2 separate regions of the Homo sapiens genome follow, and region 1 is linked to region 2. The links are chromatin contacts, found by Hi-C or POLR2A ChIA-PET in ENCODE. All regions are on one chromosome and are shown on one strand. Each heading gives the region's core, a stretch centred on a gene start or an enhancer-like site at or near the end of the contact. The rest is flanking DNA. Distances are from core to core; before and after follow the strand shown. Region 1 has its middle 9.9 kb from the start of EXOSC9. Region 2 has its middle 14 kb from the start of ANXA5.

Region 1 (5,844 bases), core at 2,673-5,172, 79 kb before region 2:
ACTTGACACACAATTAGAAGTATAATGATGAAGTAGGGCTCATTAATGCAAAGAGACATATGAAGTCTGACTACAATTCCAAAGCTAGCATACAGGCAAGAGTGAGGTTGATATTGAGCTTTTATCACAAGCAATAGGAGGAGTTCTACATGCAAAAGTGGCCCTGGTTCTTGATGGATAGGCTCTTACAGAATACGTTATTTGTACTATGTTGGCCGCTCTCCATTAGCCCAACTCCCAGGGATGCTGTACCCATACCATTGATCAACTCCTTATTCAAATAAATGACTTAAGAGGAAAAGTTTCTATTTTGTATCTCTTCGCTCTTACCCTGCTTGCTTCTTCCTAAAGTTGTCTAACAAGGAAGGCTTAGGCTGTTTCAGAGGCAGCAGCTTCAGCAGAAATGGGAGAACACCAGACGATGCTGACTCTCCCATGAGGTGACCATGGACAGCCTAGGCTGGACTGTGGTATCATGTAGGCACGTTTCTTTTCTTTATCTTTTTTTTTTTAGACATGGGTCTCACTATGTTGCCCAGGTTAGTTTAACTCCTGGCCTCAAGTGATCATCTCAGCTCGGCCTCCTGAGTTACTGGGATTACAGGTGTGAGCTACTGTGCCTGGCTGAAGCGTACATTTCTCTAGCAAGCAATATAATATTATTTTGAGATAGTATTTCAGTGGTAACAGGCCCCTAAGATGGCCCCCAGTGATTCATACCTCCTGATATTTAGGGCCTTATGTGATCCCCTCCCCTTGAATGACTTACTTGTAATCAACAGAATACCTCAACATTAAGGGGATGACACTTCTGTTATTGGATTATAAGAAAATATAACTTCGATCATGCTAGCGGACTCCCTCTCTTGCTGGATTTGATAAAGCAAGTTTCCATGTCAGGGGGCCCACATGACAAGGAACTGAGGGTGTTCTGCAGCCAGTTGCCAGGTAAATATTTGGGACCTAAATCTATATCTCAAAGGGAATTGAAGCCTGACAACAGTCACAGAAGTGAGCTTGTTGAGCTTCCTATGCTGAGCTTTTAGATGAGACTTTAGCCCTCGCTGACATCTTGATTGTAGCTTTAAGAGGGACCCTTAAGCAAACCCTGTTAATGTATGCCTGGGTTCCTGACTCACAGAAACCATGAGATAATAAGTGTATGCTGCTTTAGGCTGCTAAGAAGCAAAAGATGACTAATGCAACTTTGAGCACAAACTCTTCTCAGGTGAGCATTACTTATGAATCTCGTAATTCACTAGACTACTCTCACCTTGATGATAGTATAAATAAAATCCCCATTTGCCTTTTTTTTTTTTCAACATTTGAGGTTATCAAGATGTTGCTAACACCAAGTATGGTGGTGTGCACTTATAATCCCAGCTACTCATGAGGCTGAGGCAAGAGGATTGCTTGAGCCCAGGAGTTCAAGACCAGCTTGGGCAACATGGCAAAACCCTGTCCCCACAAAAAATACAAAAATTGGCCGGGTGTGGTGGCACACACCTATAGTCCCAGTTACTTGGGAGATTGAGGTGGGAGGATCACCTGAGCCTGGGAGGTTGAAGCTGCAGTGAGCCGTGACCATGCCGCTGCATTCCAGCCTGGGTGACGGAGTGAGACCCTTTCTCAAAAAAAAAAAAGTTTGATAATGGGAGTTTCCCTTAATTTTTGTTTCTAGTATTACTAATAAAAATTAGGTTTGTAAGAAGTAAAAATTTATAAGAATTCAGTCATTTATATAAGTATTCTTTGCGAACCTACTATGTGCCAGGCTCTATTTTAAGCACTGGGATAATGTAAACAAAATAGAACAGGTCACTTGGAGCCTATATTATAGAGACAGGTAGACAAAAAAGTAATAAACAAACTATCAGTAGTGCCTGGTAATGAGAGGTGATACAAAGAAAAGTAAAGCCCGGTGAGAGAGAGTGGCCAAGAAGTTACTGTGAAGTAATGTAATCAGGAGAGAGGCCTCTTTGATGAGGGGGCATTTGAGGAAACCTGAAAATGTGAGGAGTCAATAATTAAGTAAATGGCCCGGGCACAGTGGCTCATGCCTATAATTACAGAACTCTGGGAGGTTCAAGCTATTCTCCTGCTCAGCCTCCCGAATAGCTGGGATTACAGGCATGCACCACCATGCCCAGCTAATTTTGTATTTTTACTAGAGATGGGGTTTCTCCATATTGGTCAGGCTGGTCTCTAACTCCCGACCTCAGGTGATCTGCCTGCCTTGGCCTCCCAAAGTGCTGGGATTACAGGTGAGAGCCACTGCACCTGGCCATGATGTACCTTTTAAAATAGGAGAGGTATAGCCTTCAAAGTTGCAAGCCCAATGTTCTAAGTAACTTTCCTGGCCTCTAGGAAAGTTTCGGCATATAGACCCAGAAATAGCTTCCCAGACACATTAGGTCTTTTGCATATCTGGATACATTATTAAAGTAAAAGTAGAAAGAAGTGGATGTCAAATGTTTTTTTGAAAGCCAAAAATGTCACACTTTTTAAATGCCATTTCTGATGTGGTTCAGGGCATGGGCTTTGGCATCAGACAGCCTTGGGCTTAGATCTTTGCTGGGGAAACTGTGATGTCTTCGACACATGATCTTACTTACCTCTTGTCTTAAGCAGCTCGTGCTGCTATATAATAAAATACCACAAAGTGGGTGGCTTATGCAACAAAAATTTATTTCTCATAGTTGTGGTAGCTGGAAAGTCCAAGATCAAGGCACTGGTTTGCGGAGGGCAACTTTCTTGCTATATTCTCAGACGGTGAAGAGACAGCCTCGCTCTTGTGTCTCTTTTTAGAAGGGTACCCCTAAGACCTAATTACTTCCTAAATGCACCACCTCCAAATACCATCATATTGGGGATTATTAGGGGATTATTTTGAGAGAAACACAAACATTGGGATTATTAGGGGATTATTTTGAGAGAAACACAAACATTGTCAATAGCACCTCCTGAAAATGGAATTGTTACAGCTGATGCTCATAGAACAATTATTACATGCCAGACACTGTACTAAGATGTTTGCATTTATTAATTTAATCTTCACAATTCCCTTACACTCCACTTTACAGATGAGCAAAATGAGGCAGAGATTAAATTACTTTCTCAAGGTCACATGGCCATTTAAGTGACAAGGTCAGGATCTGAATGCAGGCTATCTGGTTCCAAGTCTGTGTGCTTAAGTCACATGCTGCTGCCTCTTGATGATAACAATTTCTACCTCATAGATAAGCACTCAGCACAGTGTGAGACATGAGGCAAGCCCTCAATAAATATATGTTGAATGAGTGACTTTGCAAAGTCATAGTAAATTATAACATAGCCAATAGAATATTTGTATACTCTGTTATGGCTAAATAACTCAAGTTTTCATCTTTTTAGGCTCTCTGGTGTGTATGATAGCAGCTTGGCAAATCTATTTTCCAAAAATAACCCTATTTTGATAGGACCATTATATTCTCTAGTAAAATTCGATTGTGCTGAGCCCATGCTGATGCCTAATCGTCACCTCTTACATTTCTAAATGATTACAGACTATCTGATCACCTGTTTTAGAATTTTGTCTGCAATCAGTATAAAGCTCTTCATTCTTTTTCTTTCTGTCTTTCTTTCTTTCTTTAACAGCCTCACTTGACTATTTTTTGTTTTTGTTTGCAAAGAAAGAGGTTTAATCATTGGGCTGGCCCAACTAGGAGATAGGAGGAAACCTCACATCCATCCCCTTAGTGAGTTTGGGCTTGGGTTTTTAAAGGTTTGAGAGTGGGCGGAAGTGAAGAGATCATTGATTGGTTGAAGAGTTCATGGTGGAGACATGGGGCAGGGAGATGAAGAAGCTTAGTCTCATGTTGATTCTGTTACTCTGTGCAGGTCTTTAATCTGATTGGCATCAGCTGTTTTGCTGAATGCAGGATCTCTCTTCATTCTATTTAGTGTACAGTATTTGCCTTCTTTGCATTTTTTGGAATTTAGGGGAACTTCTGGTTCTCTTCAGGATCAAAATTGGGTATACTTCGTTAGTGATGAAGACCATCAGAAATTTCCCACATAATGTTAATTTTTTATTAAAGCAATGAGATAACTATATTGTACTTGGAGAGCATTTGAATTCTACAGCTAGCAACTGGCTCCTATTTCAGGCCATAACTCCGTATCAAATTGTGGGTCTGATCCAACATAAAATGAGATTACTCATCTGTCAGAGGAAAAGCTCCAACAGGAAAATTTAGGTAGGATGTGAGTCATATAATGTGACATTCTTCTGCCCTGCAAATAAATCCTATTTAACTAAACCATATGTTTTAAAGGAGTTTAAAAAATGAAAATGTAAAAATGTTCATATATCTAACCCCTTGAAATTATGTCTTTCATACATTTGAATTTCTCAGAGTTATACTTGGACTTTGAGAATAAGTCAGTCATTTTCTTTGTGGCAAGCTTTTCCTACTGCATTTTTTCTTTAATAAATAATTTGTGATCATTTAAACATAGCAAAGAAATTGAGCTATGTGTACTTTTGTTGTTGTTATTGTTTTATCTAGATGGTATTGCCTGAGTCAAAAGTTGGTAGTAAAAGTTCTGAAATGTTGAAATGTATAGTCCATGATCTCCCTTCTTAAAATTTCTAGGAGTCAATTGAATTCTTAGGAGATGAGAATTAAACTTCATGACTTCAGTGGTCAAGTTAGCATTTTATCTCTGCAGTTTACTTTTAAAATAATGATAACTTGCTTCTATTGGGAAGTTTCAGTTCAACAGCTAGAATTTGCCAGATGCAGTGGCTCACACATGTAATCTCAGCACTGTGGGAGGCTGACGGGGGAGGATGGCCTGAGCCCAGGAATTGGAGACCACCCTGGACAACATAGCAAGACCTTGTCTTTACCAAAAAAAAACTGAAAGGAGGGAAGGAAGGAAGGAAGGAAGGAAGAAAAGAAGGAAGGAAGACAGGCCTGGTGTGGTGGCATGCACCTGTGGTCCTACCTATTTTGGAGGCTGAGGTGGGGGGGATCCCTTGAGCCCAGGAGTTTGAGGCTGCAGGAAGCCATGATTGCATCAAAACCAACAACAATAATAAGAAAAACCAAAACAAACAAACAAACAAACAACCCCCCCCCCCCAAACCCAAAACAAAAAGCCCCAGCTAGAATCAGGGTACTACTGAGATGGATTCAGTTTTGGTCACAGAACTTTCGAGTTGTACCCTACCCCTTGTTTCTTTTCTCTTTTTGCTTTTGGTATGCTGAGGGCTACAGATGAGTCACAAAGAAACTGCAAAAGATGGAGGTGGTAGGAGAAAAAAACAAGCGAGACCAGACCTTGTTGTCTCTTAGGGGAACATTAGCCTCTTATCTGAGGGTTTAAAGTGTGTGAGTATGTGTATGTATGTGTAAGTGTCTCTGTGTGTGTTTGTGGAATCTAGATAGACCTACATCTCCTTGTTAAAACTAATAAATATTGAGTCTCTTAATTTTCTGTATCATTTAATATCATCTGTCTTCTTGAAATACTGTTTTTTCTTGACTTTAGTGTTCTTCTCAAAGTACCTTTTCCTCTTGACTTCAGTGACTTGTTATACTTCTGTTTTTTCTACCTCTTTGGATATTCCTTTTCAGTTCCTTTTGGGGATTCCTCTTTTTCAGTTCATCTCTTAAGTGCCAGTGTTTCATGGGATTCTGTCCTAGAAAATGTCTCCTTTTATACACTCTCTTTAGTTTTCCACTTCCATGGTTTCAATTACCAGCAATATGCTGATGACATCTAAATCTATTGTACCAGCCCAGACCTCTTCTCTGGGCTCTCAGTGTCTCCAGATGTTCCAGGGACATTTCAAAT
Region 2 (5,298 bases), core at 956-3,455:
ATGATGGAGAGAGAGAAAGAGACAGACAGAGGAAAGCTAAATCATTATCTTTAATGGTATGGAGTCGATAGATAATATTCTAAAAAAGTCAACATAATCATGTTATTTAAAAATATAGAGGTCAAGTCCAGAAAAAATGGTTAAAAGAATTAAAAAATTTTTGCTTCTGGAGAATGGAAGTTAGTGGGGGTAAGACAAGAGACTTTTTTTTTTATTGCTAACATGGTAAAAAAAATTTTGACTTTTAAAATTATGAAATGAATATCTTTAATAGAGTAATATATTTTAAAAAGAAGTAATTACATTCTGCAACTCTTAACTTCATTTATGTAACATATTGATGTTCAGAGTTTTACATTTTAGTGTAGTCAAATTTATTAGTTTTTCTTTTACTTTTACAATTTGTTCTTGTAGTCTAAATTTCTTCATTAATGTGTCAAAACACAATGTAGAGTGACAAAAATAGCTAAAGAGCATGTATAGTGCATGCCATGTCTAATTGTATTAAATTTGAAATCAAGCAATACTATATTTGTATATGATTAGATATATAAGTAACAAATATATGTACAGGAATACCAATGCTAACATTCTGTGTCTTTAATATTTTATTCCTCTATTTTTAAAATTGGTTTCATTAACAAGGTATTTAATTGTAACAAGGTTTAATTGGTAGCAAAATACCTTTACATTTCTATAGTTTTAAATATTTCATAGTTAAAAAATTAATAGGCAACCATAATATCCTATGGCAAAGCTTAGAGGAAGGTACCATAGAAGGTATGTGGTGCTAGATAATCCATAGAAAAGTACCTAATCCAAATTAGGGGGGCTGGTAAGGAAAGGCTTCTGAACAAGGCAAAGACCTATAAGCTACAACCTGAGAGAAACATACTGGGACTGGGGGTGGGCCAGGATGTGGTGGAGATGAAATTCTCTAAGAAGGTAAGGGGAATTGATGTGTTAAAGTCGTCAGAATCAAAATGGAGTCACTTGTGCCAAACTCTAACAAATATGGCCAAGAGGCTGAGAAGGGAAGGTTCTCAGGCACACATGCTTATGATAAGAACGATTACAAAGACTTTCTGAAGGGGGTCTTATGCACGTATTCCTATAAAAAGGACTTTTTTTTAACTTTTTTTTTTAAGTTCAGGAGTGCATGTGAAGATCTGTTATATAGGTAAACTCATTCATGGCGGTTTGTTATACAGATTATCTCGTCACCCAGGTAGTAAGCCTAATACCCAATAGTTATTTTTTCTGATCCTCTTCCTCTTCCCGTCCTTTATCCTCAAGTAGGCTCCAGTGTCTGTTCCCTTCTTTGTGTCTGAGTTCTCATCATTTAGCTCCCAAACTTATAAGCGAGAACATGCAGTATTTGGTTTTCTGTTCCTGCATTAGTTTGCTAAGGATAATGGCCTCCATTTCCATCCGTGTTCCTGAAAAGGACATGATCTCATTCTGTTTTATTTTCCAAGGACTTCTCAAACTAGCTAGCCAGATGCACAAGAACACTTGCTGGACACTGTCTCCACTAATGAACTGGAATCAACTCCTGCCATAAGCCCCTGTAAGCAGTGTTCTCTTTGCCTCAAAACAAATTACGTCTACTTTTCTCTTTTGGTTTTATAAGCTTTCCCTCATTGTCTTTGGATGTACTTTTGGGCCCCACAGCTCGCATATCCCAGATTTGCAAATCCCCTGCACATTTCCAAACAAACTCAGTATCTCTGAAGGGACTCTCTCTGTGATGTAGGAGAAATGATAAAGGAGTCATAAACCATGATCCTGATGATGGACTTCATCCTGAGAAGAAGGTGAATCATAAAGATTGTTCAGCTGCAGGGCAAGAGCGATCCTAGAGACCAGGTGAGGAATCTGGTGTCTGTATTTCATTGGTAGATGCTCAAATTCTTTACAAAATGATTTCCTCCCCACATGATGCCTTCTGCCTCAGTGGCCCCACCGTTTTCACTTTTTCTGTTCTCCCCACATCGGGCCAGATAGCGATTCCTTCGTTCCCAGTTGCTGCCCTGTATTGTCATGCAGAGGCCCCTGGCCTTCCCCAGTCTTGTCTAAGGCTGCCAGTCGCTCCCCTTCTGTCCCAGCAGCAGCTTACATCTGTCCCTCCGGCAGCTGTGAGGCCTTGTCAATGTGGTTTTTTTTCCTCTGGCCTCCTTTCTTTGCCAAAATCTTCTTTCTGGCCCCCTGGGATTCCTGGACGCTGAGTCACCCGCGGACCGCTGTGACTCCCGCCCACTGCCGCTTACTCATCTCCTGGGCTCTGCCTTGCCGGCCGCCTCGCAGCCGGGAGGCCCAGACCCCGCACTGTGAGTGCGCTCCGTTCAGAGCAAAGGCTCAGGAGTGAGGCAAGCTGGATCGTGATTTTCCTACCAAATCCAGCTGGAGAGAGGACAGGGCTTGTGCTCAGAATCAGTGGGTATTTATCATGGCTCCAATAGCTGAGGTTTACTCTTCCCAAAGGTAGTTTCTGAAAAATATTTGGAAATACTGATTTTGTTTCACTTGTGTGATGGTGGAAGCTCTTTCTATTTGATGTTCTGAATGCCCTGTTTATGTCTTCTCAAAGAGTGTTTGCCTTTCAATAGGGAAACATGATTTGATTTTAGTATTACATACTATTTTTTCATGTTGTCTTTTTTAGATTAAGGTAAAATTTCCATGAGGTAAAATAAACATAAGTATTTATAATAAATATTTATTGAAATAATATATTTTACTTATACATACATAAATTTATTTATATTATACATACATAAATTTATTTATATTATACATACATAAATTTATTTATATTATACGTACATAAATTTATTGTTTATAAACAATAAATAATAAACATAATTTAATCAATAAGTTTAATTTAATTAATAAGCATGAATTAATGTTTAATTTAATTAATAAACATAAATTATAACAAACTGTAATTGATGAAATTTGACAAATACATACACTCATGTAACCATCATCCATATCAAGATATAGAACCTTTCCATTATCTCAGGAAGTTTTGTTGCTCCCCCTTTTAGTCAACCTCACCCTCAAAACTCCCCAAAGCCTTCCATCCCCCCAAAACAGCTAATTCTGATTTCTATTATCATAGCTTAGTTTTCCTGTTCTTGAAATTCGTGTAGATGGAATCAGACAGAATGGTTTTTCTTCTGTCCTGCTTCTTTTGCTGAACACGTTTTTGAGATTATTCCATGCTGTTGTGTTCTTTTTTTGCTGCTGGACATCATTCCATTATATAAATAAACCACAATGTATTTATTCTTCTTCGATGAACGTTTCAGTTGTTTCTACAAACAAATTTTTAAAATGAGTAAACTGTATAGAAAAGTTTAGAAGATTTTTACATAGTGGAGAGTTTTCTTCCTGAAATCAAAAATACATTCCTAGCAGATTATCTAAAAAATTGGAGTTAGATTCTCTGTTTACATCCTATAGACTCAAGATAAAAATCTGAAGGTCAAAGGAGACTATGTTTTAATGCTCTTTCAATCCCTATCCTGAGACTTTAAATAATAAGTAAAAATATTTTCTTCAGAACTCTTCCTTTGCATATTACTTTGCGAATATTGATTAGATAATTCACTCAAAACATTCCTTACTGTAATTATTTTTACTGTGTTTCAAAATGAAACAGAAATAAAAATAGGTCATGGGTTTTATTCAAAACCCAAGTGAAGCTTGAGTTAGGAACACTGAGCACCCTAAACTTGAAACTTGGGTCTAGAATATCAGTCATGTTGACCCCTGTAAGCAAACTTTGGATTAGTCATCTATTGTTCTGTAACAAATCATCTCAAATTTGGTGGTTTAAAACAGTAAACTTTTTTTTTTTTTTTTTTAATCTCACAATTTCTGTAGGACAGGAATTCAAGAGCAAACTAGCAGGTGGCTGTGGTCCTGGTTTTTCAGCTTGCCGTTAAGATATTGGGACACTTGGTCAAGGAGGAGCCTTATGAGAAAGAAAAAAATTAAGAGAAGATGGTTGCAGTAGGTTTTGAAGCAGGAGTAGGAGTTCACCAGGTGAACTAAGAGAATGTAGGAGTTGGGGAGAGGGTGTTGGAGCAGGCAGGGGAGATAGCAAATGCAACACCAGGAATTTTTTTTTTTTTTTAAGACAGAGTCTTGCCCTGTTGCCCAGGCTGGAGTGTAATGGCGTGATCTCGGCTCACTGCAACCTCTGCCTCCTGGGTTCAAGTGATTCTCCTGACCCAGTCTGTCAAGTAGGTGGGATTATAGGCACGCGCCCCCACGGCCAGCTAATTTTTTGTATCTTTAATAGAGATGGGGTTTCACCATGTTGGCCAGGCTGGTCTCGAACTCCTGACCTCGTAATCCACTCACCTCAGCCTCCCAAAGTGCTGGGATTACAGGCATGAGCCACTGTGACCGGCCAAAACCAGGGATTTTTATGTAGTTTCTCAGCAAGAAAGCAGAGGTAAAGTAAGTTTGGAGAGAGGGACATGGAAAAGTTCAGGAAGGTCATTGTATACCTTGCTAAAGAGTCTCGACTATTTTTCACAAGCAATCTGGATCTGCTAAAAATCTGTTAATTTGAAGTATGGAATGACATGTTCATATTTGCATTTAGAAAAAAGTAAATCTTAAAGCAATTTGGAAAGTAAATTAGAGAGAGAGGAGAAATTAAGAGCCCAGCAGAAAACTTGCAGGAAACTTACAATTGGGTAGGAGGAGGCTAATACAAGCTAAGAAAGGTGTTGTTAGAATCTACTTCTTTAGATGTGGTGATGGGAGAGGGAGAGGTGAAGAAAGATGAAGGATCCAGAATACTGCCAAGATTCTGGTACGGATGACTGATCAACAGTGATATCTTTAACCAGGACAGGAACTGCGGGGAAAAAGCTAGTCTTGGAGGAAAAATGATGAGTTAGATTTGGGCATGTTTGAGTTAGCTATGGGATATCTTGGTTGAGACATGAGTAGCAAGCAGGTAGATATATCAGCCTAGAGCTCAGGAGAGAGGTCTGAGCTGGAGATGCGGGTTTGGAAGTGTGGTTTGTTATGGTCAGGCCACTGCAGGCTGGGTGACATGGTTCTCAGATGCAGGTGATTTTGCTTAGCAGAGTACATTGGGCAATGTTGGGAGACACTGTTGTTTGTCACAACTGGAGAGGGAGGGTACTAATGGTGAATAGTGAGTAGAGGCTGAAGATGCTGCTAAACATCCTGCAATGGACAGGAAAGCTACCCTTACCCTACCCCCATTCCCCAACAAAGAATTATCCAGGTCAATATGTCAATAGTGCC

The links. A loop is a pair of places that touch in the nucleus more often than their neighbours do. ChIA-PET counts read pairs that join two places held with the same protein, here RNA polymerase II (POLR2A). Pooled maps may share reads with other maps.
Region 1: a map of endometrial microvascular endothelial cells shows a loop between it and region 2 (5-fold over the local background). The contact joins two enhancer-like sites. A Hi-C loop is called at or near these places in 4 of 168 maps with a recorded cell type or tissue (colonic mucosa, endometrial microvascular endothelial cells, endothelial cell of hepatic sinusoid and 1 more), 1 of 37 single-sample maps with no recorded cell type and 3 of 50 pooled maps. POLR2A ChIA-PET finds 5 or more read pairs at or near these places in 4 of 52 experiments (AG04450, activated CD4-positive, alpha-beta T cell, activated T-cell and 1 more).

What each region holds. Positions count from the first base shown.
Region 1 is chr4:121,788,514-121,794,357 of GRCh38, reverse strand. No RefSeq gene overlaps it. Among named protein-coding and RNA genes, the nearest start is that of EXOSC9, 9.9 kb to the left of the region's middle. RefSeq lists an enhancer at 5,396-5,445. Within about 2 kb of position 3,922, at least 2 of the 41 ENCODE cell types and tissues checked have a DNase peak (open chromatin) inside an H3K27ac peak, as active enhancers do.
Region 2 is chr4:121,708,703-121,714,000 of GRCh38, reverse strand. No RefSeq gene overlaps it. Among named protein-coding and RNA genes, the nearest start is that of ANXA5, 14 kb to the right of the region's middle. RefSeq lists enhancers at 805-2,004, 2,005-2,284, 1,948-2,451. Within about 2 kb of position 2,205, at least 28 of the 41 ENCODE cell types and tissues checked have a DNase peak (open chromatin) inside an H3K27ac peak, as active enhancers do.